Linked DNA regions of Mus musculus: region 2 is linked to region 1. A link is a contact called in ENCODE Hi-C or POLR2A ChIA-PET data. All regions are on one chromosome and are shown on one strand. Each heading gives the region's core, a stretch centred on a gene start or an enhancer-like site at or near the end of the contact. The rest is flanking DNA. Distances are from core to core; before and after follow the strand shown.

Region 1 (4,828 bases), core at 1,458-3,957:
ATCCGGCTGTGGGGCATTTTCTAGGTTGGTGATCAAGGTGGGGAGGGTCCCGTGTGGGTGGGACCATCTCTGGGCTGGTAGTCTTGGGTTCTATAAGAGAGCAAGCTGAGCAAGTCAGGGGAAGCAAGCCAGTAAGTAACATCCCTCCATGGCCTCTGCATCAGCTCCTGCTTCCTGATCTGATTGAGTTCCTGTCCTGACTTCCTTTGGTGATGAACAGCAGTATAGAAGTATAAGCTGAATAAACCCTTTCCTCCCCAAACTTGCTTCTTGGTCATGATGTTTGTGCAGGAATAGAAACCCTGACTAAGACAGGTCATGGTGTCTGTTCATAGCAAGTAAAACCCTAACGAAGACAGATGGGATCATGACCCTGCTTGCCAGGTGTTAGAAGAACAGTACTCCAAAACACTGAGCCAGAGCAAAGAGACCTGACAGCAATCCATGGAAAGGCTCCTGTCCCTACAAGGGTTCTGGGCCAAGGCGACACTCGGTATGGACTCCCCTTTGGAATGTATATGGAGCCTGCTGGAGTGGGGCCCACTGGAGCAAGGCTCAGGGTGCTGATGAAGTACAGCCTTTGCTGGCCAGCTTCCTGTGCCAAAAGTAGATAGCAATTTCCGTTATGGGTCTCTCTAGGAGGAGGAAGAGGAGCCAGGACTCCTAGCACAAATATCCCTCCAGAGGGAGGGCCTGCAGTGGGGGTTGGCAGGGAGAGCTGCCTCTAGACACACACTGCATTTTACAGAGCTTTGACTCCAGCAGTTGAGTCTCTCCCTTCACATGGCCGGTATGAGGGGCTAGGGTACTCTATGCTGCTTTGTGTGTTGTTGCAGGTGGAGAGGACAGACAGGGACAGGCAGCTTACAGAGCTGGCTATGGATGCTTGGTCACTGCATGAAGACAGTATGAGGACAGTGGTAAGTCTGAGCAGGGTTCAGCCCTCAAGACCGAGACCTGGCCCACATTCACATGCTGCCTGCATAGGCAGAGTGCTGGGACCCCAGGGCTTTCTCTACCTGTACCAATAGACCCTCTCAGCTTCTTTCATTTTGTAATAGCCAGGGGTGAGGCCACTCAACTCATAGGAAGCTCTCCAGTCCTGGAAGGCAGAGCTTTTGTGCACAGACTGCAGGTGCATTATGATAGCGATTCTTCACGTGACCTGTGGTAGGCGCTGTGACGAGGCTTAGAAGCCTTCCATTGCGGGACATATGCACCCGTGCATACTTGGTTCACACTAGCCATGGCATGGTCTAGGCTGGGTCTTATTTTGTTGCCAAATCTCACCGAAGCATTGGTGGGGTGTTTGCTTTGTTGTTTGTAGTCTGTAGCTAGCTAGGGTCTATCCTGGGCTCTGCATGCCCTTCTCTGGCCATCTATGGACTTGTCCCTCCTCACTTACCATTCACCCACCCGTGTGTGTGCACCTAGGGGTGTGCCTGGCCATCACAGTTACCTGAGCTCACTGTGGTCACTATACCAACAAGCACTATCCCTAGCCTGTCTCTGCTGTGAAAAAGGATGCTGGGGAGGGGGTGGCATGTCAAAGACACAGTGAAGGAAGGAAGGGAGAAGATTTGGGTGAGGGTATAAAAGGAACCTATATGGGGCTGGACTCCTTTTCTAGCTCTTAGTACTTTGTTGGGGTTCTGTGGGCTTCACGTGTCCCTCAGGGCCAATGGTCTGCATCTGGATTCCAGTTCATACTGGGGTCTAAAGGGTTCTGCCTGCAGAGGTCCAGGCTTGTGCAGTCCCAGTGTTTGGGAAAGGAGGGACCTCCTCTCCTAGCTTCCCAACCAGACTCCTTGAGTGGCTTAGGCTGCCCCCTGCTGGAAGCTCTGGGAAATGCAAGAATGCTGAAGCTGGGGTTGCAGGCATCTGGTTGATTTGTTAGGTAGTCTGACCATAGGACCACCATGGTCTGGGGACAGGAAAAAGGGAACCAGTACTGGGCCTTACAAAGTAGTAGGGCAGGCCTGTTCAAGATGGGCCCAGGGGGGCTGCTAGAACCCAGCTACAACCCATATTTTGTTTCTTTTCTTTCACTATTTCAAGTTGTTTTACAATTGCTACCTGTTAACTCTGTCCTTCCCAGGTGACTCAGGGGTCCAATGAGTCAAATTAAGTCCCGCCTCAGAGGACCATATGGAGGGCAGGCACCCAGGGCAGGACAGGACAGGACAGGACAGGACAGGACAGGACAGGACAGGAGTTGCCTCCCTACCACTGAAATAGAACCATGCTGCTTCAGGAAAAAAAAAAAAGACTACAAAGCTGGGTTTTTAATTCTTTTTATTGAAGAAAAGAAAAGGAGAGAAAAAATAGATTCCCCACCCCGCTTCTTTCCAGAGTGATCTCAGTCCTGTCCCGGGGGGGCTGGGTCAGGACCATGCTCTCTGCCTGGGTCTGAGAGGGGCCCAGGGTCCTGGAAGGGAGTGGGGGGTCTGGCTGCTTCCCAAGGGGTAGGGGTGTCTAAAAATCGGAGCCAGGCTGGTGGGCCACAGGCAGTCCTCTGCAGTGGTGGCTGAAGTGGGCATCCTGGGGACGCTGGCCACACCAGGCCTGTCCGTGTTCACAGCAGCTCGCCTGCCTGCCTGCCCGGGCTTGCCCAAGGAGGGCTGAGTCTGAGGCACCATCTGGCCTCTGGATCCCTGTGCCCGCCGGCCATGCCACCTCCTGTCCTGTGTCTGGCTCTGGTCCCAGCACCGCGGGCCCTCTGCCTGGCCGCCTCTGAGCGCCCTGAGGCCGGGGCTGGACCCGGCCCGCCACCGCGAGCGCGTCTGTGCCCGTCCTATGGCGGAGCGGGCAGAGCAGCATCCCACCTCCTGGCCCGGTGTGGGGCCACGGCCCGCCCGCTCAGACCTCGGTCTGGAGGTCAATGATGTCCTGGCCAACCAGTGGGATGGTGGCACCCGCCTTCTCCCACTCTACGCTCCGCAGCTCCAGTGGAGACGGGGGCAGTGGCTCCAGCTCCTTTTTTACCCAGGCAGGCGTCCCGTGGGGCTTGCGGAGGCTCTCCCAGGCCCTCTTGTTGGGAGTCTGCTGCTTCTCTGGCTACTCAAGGCCAGCGGTGTAGTCGGAGCAGAGGAGGAAGAGAGAGAAGGGCTCTTAGGAAGGGATTCCCAGAGAGAACAGCAACCCACGCATCCCACAGCCCGAATCCAGGCAGTAGCTGCAGTTTCCATGATGGGGTCAGTGCTGTGGGGAAGGACACTCTGGAACCTGCCAGACAGAGCCAGGCTCAGGATCCTCCTGCCCTGCCCTTTGCACATCTGAGAAGGGACAGCTAGCCCAGGGAATGTGACTGGAGCAGAGCCCGTGCTTCTGACCTTGCTGTCTGCGCCTGGCACCTCCTTCTCCTTCTCAGCCGCATGCTGCAGCTTCCGGTTCAGGTCCTGGAACATGTCTTGGTGTCGCTTCCGTGTGTGCATGATCTTCTGTGGGTTGGGGCCAGGAGTCCTGAGCCCGGATGGGCATCCACAGCCACCCCTTCGTCCCACCTGCTGTTGGCCCCTGCCTTGAGCCCCTCTCCAATTCCCATTGCTGAAATGGCCCTAGTACCCAGCCTCTCTGGTCAGAGAGAGGCCCCTGCACTTACCTCAAAGTCCAGTTCTGCATACCGTGATTTCCGCCGCTGCAGGAGAAAGGGGTTGTGTGCATGGGCAATGTGTTCCCTAAAACTTCCTAGACCACAAGTCCAGGCCCTCTGGCCCAACAACTGGGGAGACACCAGCCTGCCTTCAGGGGACATGCTGAGGGTGCACCAAGTACCCAGGTTGCCTGTTCCCTAGGGACCAGCCCCAGCTCTGGGTTTGGAGGGGCTGCTGAGACTGAAGGGAAACCCTTGACAATGATGGAATAAGGATGGGGTCTCTGTGAGCAGTGAGGACTCCCACCCCTGCTCCAGGCCTGTTTGCCCTTGCTCTCCCTCTGCAGTGTCGAGCTCAGGCAGGCCACACAGGTCACATGGTTGGACCCCCAACAGTGAACTCAGTGCTGGCTGCACCTAACAGGTAGAAGGCTAGATGGTGGCACATCCTAGTGTGGGGCAGGGGCTCCCTAAGGGTGCCATCCTAGCCTCTGCCCCTTGTCCTAAAGGCTGAATAAAGTACGGGGGGAATACAAAGCACTAGGCTAACCACAGACTGTTGTGTGAAAAGATCCTGTCCCTGGGCTAGCCTTACCCACTTCTGACATACCCAGAGCCCACAGGGCAGGGAAGTACCAGCCCTTGGCTGGGGTTCCACCCATCTCTGCCTTGGCAGACTCTAAACCATTCTCACCTCCAGAGAGCTCACTGACAAGGTGGCCACGTTCTCATTCTTGGCCCCAGCACCTGAACTGGGTCCCGGGTGGGCCGCAGGCTCCCCCGTGTCCCCCAGGCTGGGAGGTGCAGGCTCCAGGGTGGGTGGTGGGGGTATGGGCTGTTGGGGTGGAGGGGGTGGTGGAGGTGGCGGTGGTGGGGGCTGGACAGGGGGCACCTCAGGGGGTGCACCACCTGGGGGCTCACGGGCAGGTGGGCTTCGGGTAGGGAAGCTGGCATCAGGTGCCATGCTAAGGTGGATGAGGCGGGTTTGGGGCATCTGGTCAATGTTGATGCTGTATTTGGGTTCCTCCTTGGGTTTGGGCCGGAGTGTGGCCGTGGCCGTGGGCAGGATCACGTAGCTCGTGTCCAGAGCCTTCTCCTGGGCTCGGCTCAGCTCGGAGTCCAGTTTCTTAAAGATGTCCCCATCGCCAATAAAAGAGGACTTGGGGGCCTTGTCCTTTTTGAGGGTGAGTGAGTGATTAGGGAAGTCAGGCAGTGGCCCACCAGGATAGCGGGGTG
Region 2 (5,498 bases), core at 2,467-4,966, 47 kb before region 1:
ATAAATCTTCCTCCCTTGCTTGGCCAAGTGTTGTAGGGACAAAGCATCAGACTCCCACACTGCACCTGTATCCCTCGCTAGGAAGCAGAGTGGACTCCTGAGACTCTGCCCCAGGCAGTGACATAGAGGGATTTGGCAGCCAGCAGAAGACCTTCTGATGAGCCCCCATCCCAGCCCCTTAGCAATAGAGGTGGTCTGTGAAAGCATGCTGCAGGCTGCACGCTCTTTAGTGTCAACTCTGGGGTGCTCATTTTTTTTCAACAAAATTTCCACAGAGCTGATGGTCCATTAGATAATACCACAAGCGAATTTCATTCTAACACACTGAGCTCTCCAGGCAGGGAGCAGCTTGGGCCTCACTTTTGCAACATGGCAGGTACAGAGAATCAAATAGGTTTGATGGCACCTGGAAAGGACCAGTCCACCTCTGGTTATCACTTTCTGCTGATCATCTTTCCATGGCATCTGCTTTTACTGTTCGGTTCTTCATCTGCACCAAGAAACAGTCTCCTTGAGTCCTTATTACAAATCACTAATGGCCCAGATGGGACCTTTCATCTGAGAGCGCATCATCTTTTCCCTGTCTGAGAGGTAGTGCTGACACCTGCCTGCTGCTGACCCAGAGACCAGGTCTGCCTTTGCTTGGGGATGCCTGTAAGACAAGTAGTGATGCCTTCTCCTTGACATAGTTTGGGGACAGATTCTACTTGTCATATTGAGTCTGGTACTGTGGGGAGAGGGAGGCTGGAAAGGGGTGGAGAAGAGCGGTTTACAGGACTGGAAGCCCTGGCAATGCTTGCTGGTTTGGCCAAATGAAAATGGCTGGTACCCGGTCAGCACACCGACTGGTCTGACTCAAGTCTGTTTGTCTGTTTAGGGATGCCTGACAAAGAGGCATCCTGTATCTGTTAAGTGTAAGCCTCGAACCCTTGCTCTCCCAATTCGCAAAGCCTGCTTCCTTTTCCAGTATGATCTATATGGCCAACTGATCAGTCAGGCTCAAAGCTATCTTTGACTTCAGTTTTGAAAGAAAGAGAAAAGGCATGGTCCAAGATTAAGAAGTCTCAGCGTTAGAGTCTAGGTGTTTAAAAAACAATCCATTGCTACATTAACAGTGGCACTCACTCCTGCACAACCTTGGAGACTATGCATAGGGTGTGGCGAACCCTGTGCCCCCGGGGCCAAAAGATCTAACTAGAAAAACTCAGCGAAGACTGCACTGCTGACTCCCGGCCTCTGAGGAACATGTTTCCAGTCTCCATGGTAGTTCTGTGTGCTCAGTTGTTGGTACTGGATGTATCGACAACTTCAATAATTAGGTCTTTTGAGTAAAACATGTACATGTCTCAGGTTGTCACTACACTCTTTCAGAAGTTAGGACAGCAATAGGCTGACATGTGCTCCAGTTTGAAAGGCACAAGAAGAAAATAAAAGACCAAGGCAGGAGGGGCTAGAGGGGAAGGCATAAGTCTTTTCTAGTAAACACACCCCCCCCCCTTGTAGCTAATTCCTAGGTGCTCAAAACAAAATTAAGAAAAAATGGCTGCCCAGTGGCCCTGACCTCAAACACAACCTCCACAGACCTGAGCCTAGGTGACTCTCCATTAAAAACAGTATGGGGGGGACCCTCTGTGGTAGACAAATAAAGTTTCAAGTTTAGGGGAATCTGTGGGCTGTTGGGTGTGTGGGAAGAAGTTGAACCAGATACCCAAGCTAGCTACCCATATGCTCAATGCTACTGTGGCTCTAAGGATGTGTTAATGTCAGTTCTCAAAAGCAGGGCTCAAAGAAGGTGCAGTGACTAAACAGTCTAGGAAGGCCCTCTGTCTGTCCGGACAGGAGGAATATTCTTAACACAACCCCTCATTAAAAGGTTGCAGCCACTGTTATGGTCTCACAAGTAAAATGAGGTTCTATTTCAAGCTACTCCCCAGACCCCAGGTCTCCCGAAGTTTTGGTTAGAGTTTCTGGCTCTCCCCATCCCCTTTTGGAGAGTAGGGGAGGGGAGGTGTGCCAGAAAATACACCACAATATTTTCATGTTGGTGTGTCAGGTCAAATCCTGACTGGCATCATAGAAGTTTTACGGGAGGCAATTTGGATCTGCGATATAGGAGACTCTACTCTCCATGGAGATTTGAGACAGTTAAAAAAAAATCTCCCCCCAAATTCAACCTGGTTTCAACCAGGGCTATGGGGCCCCCAGTAACTCTTGTAAAAGTTCTGCTATAGGCCTTGCGCCCTTTGCTGCCTACTACTTTTCTTAGATGGAGATGAGAAATCATGTCTTGGGGTACAAACTGGCATGTTCCCTAAAAATCAAACTTATCTCATGCTATGTAGGCACTTGACATGTTCAACAGTTATCCCCCGAGCAGTTCCCTTGCACCACAGGAAGTAGGTTCGGAAGGAAGGTCTATATCCCTCAGGAAGGAAAGCCCAAAATGTCTCAGGGAAGGGACAGTGTGCAGTGTGCAGAGACAGCTTCAGGGGGTTTTTCTGCAGAGGAAGTAAGTCAAGAGGGCCTAAGGCAGTCATAGCAACTACCCTGGAGTTTCTCATTCAGAGGTTTTGCTGGGGACCTGAGACTAGAACCAAGCCCTAGACCCCAGCTCTTCTCAGAGAGTGGACTCTCTCTGTCTTTCTGTCTCTCTCTCTCTGGACAACAGATGGCTGTACCTCAGCCCTTCACAATGGTAGCTTGACCTGCTTCAGCAGAGTGGGGCCTGCCTCTTGTTCTCCCAGGGGTAGGTAGCTTTGCATCCAGAAAGACCCCGTCTTCCTTCCTACAAGGCTTCCACCTGCCAGCTTTTGTCTATCTCAACTCATGGAGAGTCAAACTTGTTCATCAGGATTCCTGCCAAAGTCCCCAAAGCCTAGCTGTGAACGGGCCCTGAGTTCCAGAAGCACACTCAGGGACTCAGTATCCCTCATTAAAGAAACGAAAAATAAGCAATCAAAAACCTCGCCACTGATGGGTTCTCTATCACACCTATTGAAGCAAGGTTGCTGGACAGGAGCCAGGCCTGTGCTGAAGCCAGCTCCAGATCACAGATTGATCCCGAGGCCCAGCGAGAGCAGGGCCAGGGACTACGAGGGGCTGTTTTTCTCGAAGACAGCTAACCTTTCTTCCATCAGCCTGCATAGCTGTTGTCTGTACACTGGGGTGGGGGTTACTGGTGATCTTTCAGATCTTCGAGTGGCAGTTGGCTTAGCCACACCCCTTCCAACTGTCATTCTGAGGGGCATTGCAGACCGAAGAGTAGACTAGTCCAAATGCCCTGGGGTAACCACAGTGATTATATGTCCCAAGACCACCTGGACAGTGTTCCTTCTTTGGCCATCAGGTCCTCAAGTCAGACTTGGAGGAGCAAGCCAGTAGCAGAGCTGCAGATATTACAGGGGCTCTAGGTAGGGTCCCCCCAGGCCATCTAAACCATGAAGCAGGCTCTGTCAAGCAGCTGTACATGTTCAAGCCTCCTAGGGGGACAAAGTCTATTCTTGAGACTGTCAGATGGGGCAGAGGTTTTACAAAAGGAGCCCCCCTTAGAGCTCCTCTGGGACTATTCCCAGTAGCCCTTACTGTTTTTCAGATGACACTGACACAGATAATGTGTCTTGCCCCTGTCTGATTTCCATTGCTCCTCAACTGCCCTCAGTGTCGGTTAGGATGGAATCCTCAGGGCTGAGGTTCCCTCCTGACCTCCCAAACACCCAGTGGCTGTTGGGAACTTGTCACTCAAGCCTTTGGGGGCTTCTGGTTGGATTTCTTGGGGGCACAATCCCCACTGAGCCTTGGGGATAGTAACTCAAAGACAGGTCTGTCTTTGAGGAGGCATTTTGCCTTAATTAAGCCCCAACTGGGGACTAGTCGAGATTTTGTCATCTCAGGGAACCTTTCGAGTCTGTCCCCTGCCCCCAGACAACCAGATCTCACAATGTGTGTGTGTGTGTGTGTGGGGGGGGTTTCCTTCAGAAGCTTCAATAGTAGATGGCAGGATCCTGAGTGGATATTCCCACACCCTGAAGGATGAGAAATACCCTCTCCCTCTTCTTTCTTAACCCTCTAGGTCATCTGGTTCTGTACAGCTGCCTTATTTTATACTCTTCTGCTGTCTCTCCCCAGTCGAGGGCACTCTCTGGATTGCCAGGCAACAATGAGAATCTCAATAAACTTCTCCTTAGGAATGGGGTGGGAGGCAGGGGAAGGAGGGGAGACACACCTAGTGGAAGCAGAGTCTCCTGCAAAGTCTCTTTTTCCCTCCAGGGAGCTGTTGGGAGTCCCAAGAGCGCTCCTCTACTCTTGGCTAACTCTAGCCTCCTTTCTCCCTTCCTTGAATCTTGATGCAGGCAGGGCCCAAAGTTTTCAACTTTACCCTTGGCTAGGCACAAACAGCCCCCAGTCACATTGCCTCCCTTCTTCTCAGGCTGCCCAAGGCCACCAGGCTCAAGACTTCAGGTGCTAGCAGAGCCCTGGACCAGATCCTGTCTCTCAGTTTCCAGCCCCAAAGCCAGAGGTATGGTTTTACATCTTCTGCTTGCCTTTCAAAAACCAACCAACCAACCAACCAACCAACCAACCAAACAACCAACCAAACAAACAAACAAAACCTCACGGCTTTTTAAATTTTAAGTAGCATTTTTTTTGTTGTTTTGTTTTCCTGACAGTAGTAAAATAGGCTCCTTTGCACTGTCCCCCATGAAAGTCTGGAATCACAATATATTGGGAAAGTGGATCTTAAATTAAAATTCTGGGTCTTTGTCCCTGAGCCAGACAACATCCGTGTGATCAGTCGACATTTTGGGAGCAGGTTTCCAGCACTGCCCACCGAGTGTCTCTCTTTGACCCTGTGGCTATTTAAGACCTAGGAAGAATCGGTGAACAGTGATTTTTTGGGCATTTCTACTTTTTAATCCTTGGACTAAATTCCTGAAAGTGGGAGTCTAGGACAAGCAGACCATGATGCCCCAGGATAAGAGAGTCTTTGACAGCAAATGACCTACACAGGTGCAAGTTGACCAGTGGGGTTCTCTGGGGCTCTTGGTGACAACTGTCATCTGTGTTATCACCCAAGCAGTGTGCATGTGTGAGTAACAGGTCTTTTCCATGTTTTTCTGTTTCTTTGAGTAGCCTGGAGGTCACCTCTGCACTGCCTTTCAGCACACAGAAGTCTTTCTTCATCTACCAAAGACTGCTTCGCTGCAGCAGCTGCAGAGTGCACTGATATCCTGGTGGCCCTCAGAAGTTCACTGCGTGCCCAGCACTAACCCAGAGCCAGAGAGTAAAGAGAAAGCTGGAGAGCTCAGGTGGGAGAGGCCGCAGCACCAAGGGATGGAAAGGTGACAACGAAGGATCGAGGGGCGTGTAGGCAGTCAAGACAGAAACATTCCAGGTAATAAGACAGTTTATACCAAGCCAGTGATGGGACCCTCGTGCCTCCTTTCAAAGAACTAAAGAGGGTCGTGGCTTCCTGGAGACTGATGGGACTGTGGCTGACC

Evidence for each region. Hi-C counts contacts between places; a loop is a spot of excess contacts on that map. ChIA-PET counts read pairs that join two places held with the same protein, here RNA polymerase II (POLR2A).
Region 2: a map of left cerebral cortex shows a loop between it and region 1 (2.2-fold over the local background). The contact joins the promoter of Mroh4 here to the enhancer-like site in region 1. A Hi-C loop is called at or near these places in 1 of 37 maps with a recorded cell type or tissue (left cerebral cortex). POLR2A ChIA-PET finds 5 or more read pairs at or near these places in 4 of 5 experiments (Patski and embryonic stem cell).

What each region holds. Positions count from the first base shown.
Region 1 is chr15:74,586,916-74,591,743 of GRCm38, reverse strand. It overlaps Adgrb1 (adhesion G protein-coupled receptor B1), which reads right to left. Exons shown (of 31, transcript NM_174991.3): 28 at 4,287-4,828; 29 at 3,602-3,637; 30 at 3,333-3,440; 31 at 2,280-3,057. The coding sequence ends at 2,860. Among named protein-coding and RNA genes, the nearest start is that of Mroh4, 47 kb to the left of the region's middle. Within about 2 kb of position 2,707, at least 1 of the 3 ENCODE cell types and tissues checked has a DNase peak (open chromatin) inside an H3K27ac peak, as active enhancers do; it is left cerebral cortex, where a contact is called at or near this core.
Region 2 is chr15:74,634,536-74,640,033 of GRCm38, reverse strand. Mroh4 (maestro heat-like repeat family member 4) reads left to right here and starts at 3,716. Exons shown (of 27, transcript NM_001177437.1): 1 at 3,716-3,818; 2 at 4,427-4,516; 3 at 5,131-5,392.